Regions from separate parts of the Homo sapiens genome. Here region 2 is linked to region 1. A link is an interaction called in ENCODE POLR2A ChIA-PET data of the cell type or tissue named here. Cell type or tissue: HepG2. All regions are shown on one strand. Each heading gives the region's core, and the rest is flanking DNA. Links, peaks and the distances in the headings are about the cores only.

Evidence for each region. ChIA-PET counts read pairs that join two places held together with the same protein. Peaks named below come from ENCODE experiments on the same cell type or tissue, not always from the same donor. Only the 100,000 strongest peaks of a DNase experiment are listed, where the experiment ranks them.
Region 2: POLR2A ChIA-PET joins it to region 1 with 15 read pairs; 19 of 35 experiments call an interaction of 5 or more read pairs at or near these places.

What each region holds. Positions count from the first base shown.
Region 1 is chr3:52,298,895-52,301,791 of GRCh38, reverse strand. No RefSeq gene overlaps it. Among named protein-coding and RNA genes, the nearest start is that of MIR135A1, 6.0 kb to the right of the region's middle. RefSeq lists enhancers at 1,101-1,970, 1,971-2,841. In HepG2, for the core only: a CTCF peak has its summit at 1,708; a DNase peak (open chromatin) is centred at 1,561.
Region 2 is chr3:52,237,135-52,240,031 of GRCh38, reverse strand. It overlaps TWF2 (twinfilin actin binding protein 2), which reads left to right and starts at 874. Exons shown (of 9, transcript NM_007284.4): 1 at 874-1,040. The coding sequence starts at 1,016. TWF2-DT (TWF2 divergent transcript) reads right to left here and starts at 794. Exons shown (of 2, transcript NR_135307.1): 1 at 597-794. RefSeq lists enhancers at 242-291, 2,199-2,741, 2,742-2,897 and a silencer at 712-1,231. In HepG2, for the core only: CTCF peaks have their summits at 424 and 1,911; DNase peaks (open chromatin) are centred at 411, 871 and 1,681; H3K4me3 peaks cover 2,500 bases.

The DNA.
Region 1 (2,897 bases), core at 315-2,814:
CACGCCATTCTCCTGCCTCAGCCTCCCAAGTAGCTGGGACTACAGACGCACGCCATCACACTCAGCTTTTTTTTTTTTTGTATTTTTAGTAGAGACAGGGTTTCTCCATGTTAACCAGGATGGTCTCAATCTCCTGACCTCGTGATCCGCCTGCCTCGGCCTCCCAAAGTGCTGGGATTACAGGCGTGAGCCACTGCGCCCGGCCAATACCAAAATTCTTAACCATGACCTTTGGGTGGGAGTTGGGAGGAATGAGAACAGCCATCTGAAGGAGGGTCTCCGGATGGGACTCCAACCTACTTGGGGGTACTGGGGGTGCAGAAAGAACGCAGCCCTGTGTCAGGGACCGGTATGGAAGCCTCAGTAGGGCTGGAGCCCCATCATGCCCCTTCCGAGCAGATCAGCACAGACCAGCTGGTCAGGTGGACTCCATCCCTGCCCTGTCCTCACGGAGCTGTAGGGAGAGTCCCAAAGGCAGGTGGTGGGGCTGGGGCCTCCAACAGCTGGGTCCTCTCATATCACTTAGGGCCCAACAGCACACAGTCTCCCAAGTGTGCCAGGTGCCACAGCACGGCCATCCCGCTCTCCCAGCTCCACCCCGCCTGCCTGCCTGCCACCATCTCCACAAACATATGCTGCAGCTCCACACCCGGGAAACACCACATGCTCGCTTTGGTGGGCAATGGCTCCCTCCCCGCTTGCTCACTTGCTTCCCAGGACCCCAGGCCCAGCACAGCCCCCTACCCCACCTCAAGCCCTGGGCTGGCCCAATTCCTAAGGTGGCCTTGGTCAGTCCCCAGATCTCAAGCTCCCAGTAGGTGACATCTGCTCATTCCTTGCCTGTCCCAGGCCTTCATTCATTCCACATAATGTGGTCTGGGATCCCGTGGGCTGGCTCCAGAGACAGAGACAGATAGGAAGCAATCCTTTCAAATGTCTGCAACTTACTCAAATGAGTAAGAAAGAAAATATGTATGTCTATACACACACACACACACACACACACACACACACACACACACACACAGAGCAAACGGAGCACAATATTCACAGTAGTTGAACATATCCCCAAAAGAGCACGTGTGTCTTTTGTACTATCACTATTCTGGCAACTTTTCTGTAAGTTTGAAATCATTTATAAATAAAAAATAAAGAAGAATAAGGAAAGAAAGAAGGAAGGAAGGTCCTTTCCCTTCTCCGAGCTCTAGGCTATAAGAAGAGACAGCTGGACAAGTGGCAGCCAAGTCACTGTACCCCTGCTGGGTGGGGCCAGGAGGGATTCCCTGAGGTGGTGATAACGGCTTGGGGAGGCAGGGTCTAAGGGGCACACACCTCTGACCCTTGTATGGAGGGTGGCACTCAGGGGCTGACTCTCTGGGAGTCTCCCTGTCACAGCTTTAGGCAAGCCCTCGCTCCCTCCCCTTCTCCTACTCTCCAAATAACGTGCTCTGGGAGTCTGAGATAAGAAAGGGAACTTCCCTTGGTCACAAGGTGTGGGAGGGTGGCTGGAACTTCTGTGCCTTTGAGTGTAAGAGGAGGCTGAACTGGCCCGGGGGCTGTGCCTGGTGGGGTGAGAGGGTTGGGACGGCCCTGCTCAAGGCCATCCTGTCCTCCCTCCCAGTGAACGAACGCTCACACAGACTCACCGAGCTGACTTCCCCAGGCAGTGCCCTTGCCTGTCACAGCAGCACTTGGCAGCAGGAGGGCAGCAGCAGGGAAGTGGCTCATTATTTCATCCTTCATTAGCTCGGCATTAGGCAGCCTGAGAATTGTGGGGTGTGGAGTGGGAGCCTCTGGTTCGGCGGTCTTGCAGCTCCGTGCCCACCCCTTGCAGCCTCCTTCCCCCCACCCGCTCTCTCTCCCCTGCTTCCCTACCTCTTTGATCCCCACTTCTCTCCTCCCTCCCTGTGCTCCCTACCCTGCCCTCCTCCCTGGGATGGAGGCAGGGCACACACTCTCCCTAAGAGGGGGCTTCCCCTACCCAGTTCTCAGTCACAGGATAGGCCCCATCAACCATCCCCTTCCCGAAAAGACAGTGACACCAGCATCCTCATGTGTGGTCAATCATGGTGTGTGTCCCGGTTGTTCTGAGCCCTCAAAGAATGACTGGGACCCCTGCCTGGCCTCACAGCCCATGTCCTCTCCTCTCCACCTCAGGCCGCCACTTCAGAGCCTGGACCGCCCCAGAGTGTATCTGCCCCCCACCCCCACTCCAGGAAGCTCTGGCTGGGATGCTCAGGGCTGGGGCACCCAGGGGTCAGCAGAAGCCGATTCCTCCATTCAGATGCCGTTGTTTCTTTTCACGTCTTTGTTGCCTTGCCACTGGCCGCAGTCCTCCCAGCCAGCCCACCAGCCCAGCCCCTTACCCAACGGCTGGCAGGTTCCCCTCCCTGCCAGTCCCCTTCATGCATGGCCTTCTGCCATTCAAGTCCTACTGGTCTCCCCTGAGTCCAGAGCCTGGCATGGGACGGGGTGGGGCCCCTCTGCCCAGCTCAGCCATCAGCCACCAGCCCCCTGCAACCTGCCTTTCACCCTGCTCCTCTCCTGCCCACGCCCCTCACTTGCCCTCTACCTCCTCACCCTGTCCCTGCTCTCCCGCCCCTCTAACAGTCTCCCCACTCTCAGTCTGGCCCCTCACCTCCCCTGCCCCCTCCCCATTTCCTCTCCCCTCCTCTACTGGCCCTTTAGTCCCTGGGTGTCAGGCTTTATCTCTCGGTGGGCGGCAGGCTCGTTGTTCTCCCCTCCCCTCTCCTCTTCTCTCTCATCCTCTCCCTTCTCTTCCCCCTCCAGCCTCCACTCCTTCGCCCGCTCACTCACCCTCTCCCTCTCCCGCTGCCCCCCCTTTCTCCCCCACCTCTTTGTTTCAGCTGAGAACCAGCTCCTCGGGACAGTTCCCA
Region 2 (2,897 bases), core at 177-2,676, 62 kb after region 1:
GTAATTCCAACGCTTTGGGAGTCCGAGGCGGGCAGATCACCTGAGGTCGGGAGTTCGAGATCAGACTGACCAACATAGAGAAACCCCGTCTCTACTAAAAATACAAAATTAGCCAGGCATGGTGGTGCATGCCTGTAATCCTAACCACTCGGGAGGCTGAGGCAGGAGTGAACCCGGGAGGCGGAGGTTGCAGTGAGCCGAGATCGCGCCAGTGCACTTCAGCCTGGGCAACAAGAGGGAAACTCCATCTCAAAAAAAAAAAAAAAGAAAAAGAAAAAGAAAGAAAACTTTTCCCTCCACTCTGCTGGGCTGTTTCATTCTCCCCTCTAGGTTTCCAATCTTCGCCTTCTCCTGGCAGCCCCTCACATTGTCTCGGCGGGCTCTCACCACCATACACTCCATCTAGTGGGTGAAGGCGGGCCTAGGCCCGTGAGGGCAAAGCCTAGCGGCCATGATCACCCCGAGGTGCCCAGGACCCCACGGGAGGCGCTCAAGAAACGGCCCCTGGGGAAGAGCTGGCGCGCCCACCCACAAGCAGACCCCTTCCTGGGTGCAAACCCGTGTACGCTGGGACCCACTCCTATTCGGAGACCCACCTGGCTTGGGGCGCACAGATCGGGCGCGCGCGCACGATCCGCCCCACCCACAGACCACCGTGATCAGGGCGCACAGACACACACGCGCGTCCTCCCACGCACGCTCGGTCACACGCAGGCCCCCCTCTCCTGCCACAGAGGAACGCGCTGGCGTGCGCACGGCGGATCAATCATCATCCTTAGACCCACCCGGACCGAGGCGCAGGCTGCGCGCACGCGCGGCCCCGAGTCCCCGCCTCCCTGCCGCGCCTGTCGGGGGCGGGGCGCCGCTGGGGGCGGGTCCTGCGGCACCGCCCGGGAAGCTGCGCGAGGGTCGACAGCCTCCGCCACATCCTCCACCTCTCTTGGTCCAGCGAGCGTTGCCGGGCCAGGGTCAAGCGGAGGGCTCCGACGGCGCGGACGGAGCGAAGCGCCGAGCCATGGCGCACCAAACGGGCATCCACGGTGAGGGCGGATGGCGGGCGGGCAGGGGGCCTCGGTCTGGGCTCTCGGAAGCGCCCCCCCCCGGCTCTCGGCCCCTCCCTCCACCCCACACCAGCCGGGAGAAAGCTTCCTGTTCTCTTTTGCAGCCGCGGGTCGCCTGGGGTGGGCACATCTGGGGGAGTACGGACGTGGTGTGCATAGCTGGGAGTGGGTGTATGTGTACGTACACAACTGGGGTGGAAGTATCTGTGTGCCTACCTGGAGATGAATGTGGCTGTGTGTGCCCATCTGTATATTTTTGTTCCTTTCCGGGAGTGGGTGTACACGCATGTGCACACGTCTTCCGTGTACAGTCCTGCCTGTGCACCTCTGGATGTGACTCGCTTGTGTACATCTAGGGTCATTCATGCACTGGCACTAGTGACTGTTTGAATGGACACTGTAGGTCGCATAGGACCCTCTTTAGACATCAGTGTTTCATGGCAGTGTGCACATGTATGTGGGTGTCTGTGTGTGTGCACAGTTGGAGCGCGTCTCAGTGTGCATTTTTGCCAAGGATGCATATACCGCATGTGTCTGACTTGAATGGGCTTGTTTATGTGTGTTAGGAGAAGGCCCTGACCTTTGCTCCTCCCAGGACACTCACTCTCCCCAGGCTAGGGAAAACCCGGAACAGAGACTTCTACGTGGGATGGAGAAAGCTGCCTATCTGACCTTGACCTCTGACCTCCCTCCCATTTTCCACTGTGACTTTCTGAGTCTGCCTCAGTCTGGTTGGAAGATCCCAGCTCCAGGCTGCAGACAGAGAAGAGGTCCAGATATGGGGTTTTGTGGGGAGAGTCCTGGCCCTAAAGAATCCAGGCCAGCTCCCACCCCCAGCCCCCAGCCCTAGGAAGCTTCACCATTCCCGCATCACACCCTCCCCTCCCCTAGGGGTCCCAGTTTCCTTCTTGGACAGGCTGTGAGAGAAGCAATGGCTGGGAGCCAGGTGCCCTGACTCTACCTGGGGCTCAGTGTCCTCCTCTGTCACTGGCCTGAGAGAGCTGCCTGGCCTGTGGGGAAGGCCCGGGCTGTTTGCCCAGACAGCCTGGCGGGTTTGGCCATCAGCCACCCCTCCCACCACACTAGGATCCCCTGCCTGGGGCTGCCACCATCGACCTGCCTGACCACCTGAATCCTGGTGCGGTTGTGGCCACTTGGTGGCTGGGCTGCCCTGAGAAGGTTTCCCTGGCCCCGCGAAGGCAGGGGCCTGGGTCAGGGCCAGGGCTCCCAGATGGGCCAGCCTTTCTCCAGGAGGAGCTGGCGGGCAGGCTTCATGACTCAGCCCCACAGGAGGGAACTGCCTCCTGGCCAGCTTCTTCCTTCCCCTTTGTCTGGTCATAGCTGCTGCCTCCCAGCCTCCAGCCCTGGTGGAGGAGATCCCAGGAAGTTAGCCACCCCATACCCCTTCCCTGCTGCCTCACTCCCTCCTTTCCCATAGTGAGACAGGCCCACCGAGGGGGTCACTGGGGACTGGGCTGCCCCTAGCCCTCCTTCCACCTGTGAGCAGCCCACTTCTTCCCATTTCTGGCCTGGGAAGTTGGCAGCAGAGATCACCCTGGAGGACCAGGTGCCAGCCCTGTCCTGACCATAGGTGTGGATCTGCTGACCGCAGAGTAGGCAGGAAAGGGACCTGTAATGTGAGGCTCACTTGAGTCGGAGGGAGGGTGTTCATGAATCATTGATAATAGAGGCTCAGGTGTCCCAGGCCTGGCCTCTGGATTATTGATGGTGGCTGGGCAGGCATTGGGGCTGGGGTGGGCAGGGATGTGCCTTTCCCTGTGGGGGTGTCAGTTTGCCCTGGTAACACTAGAAGGGGCCCGTCGGCCTGTCCCTTAG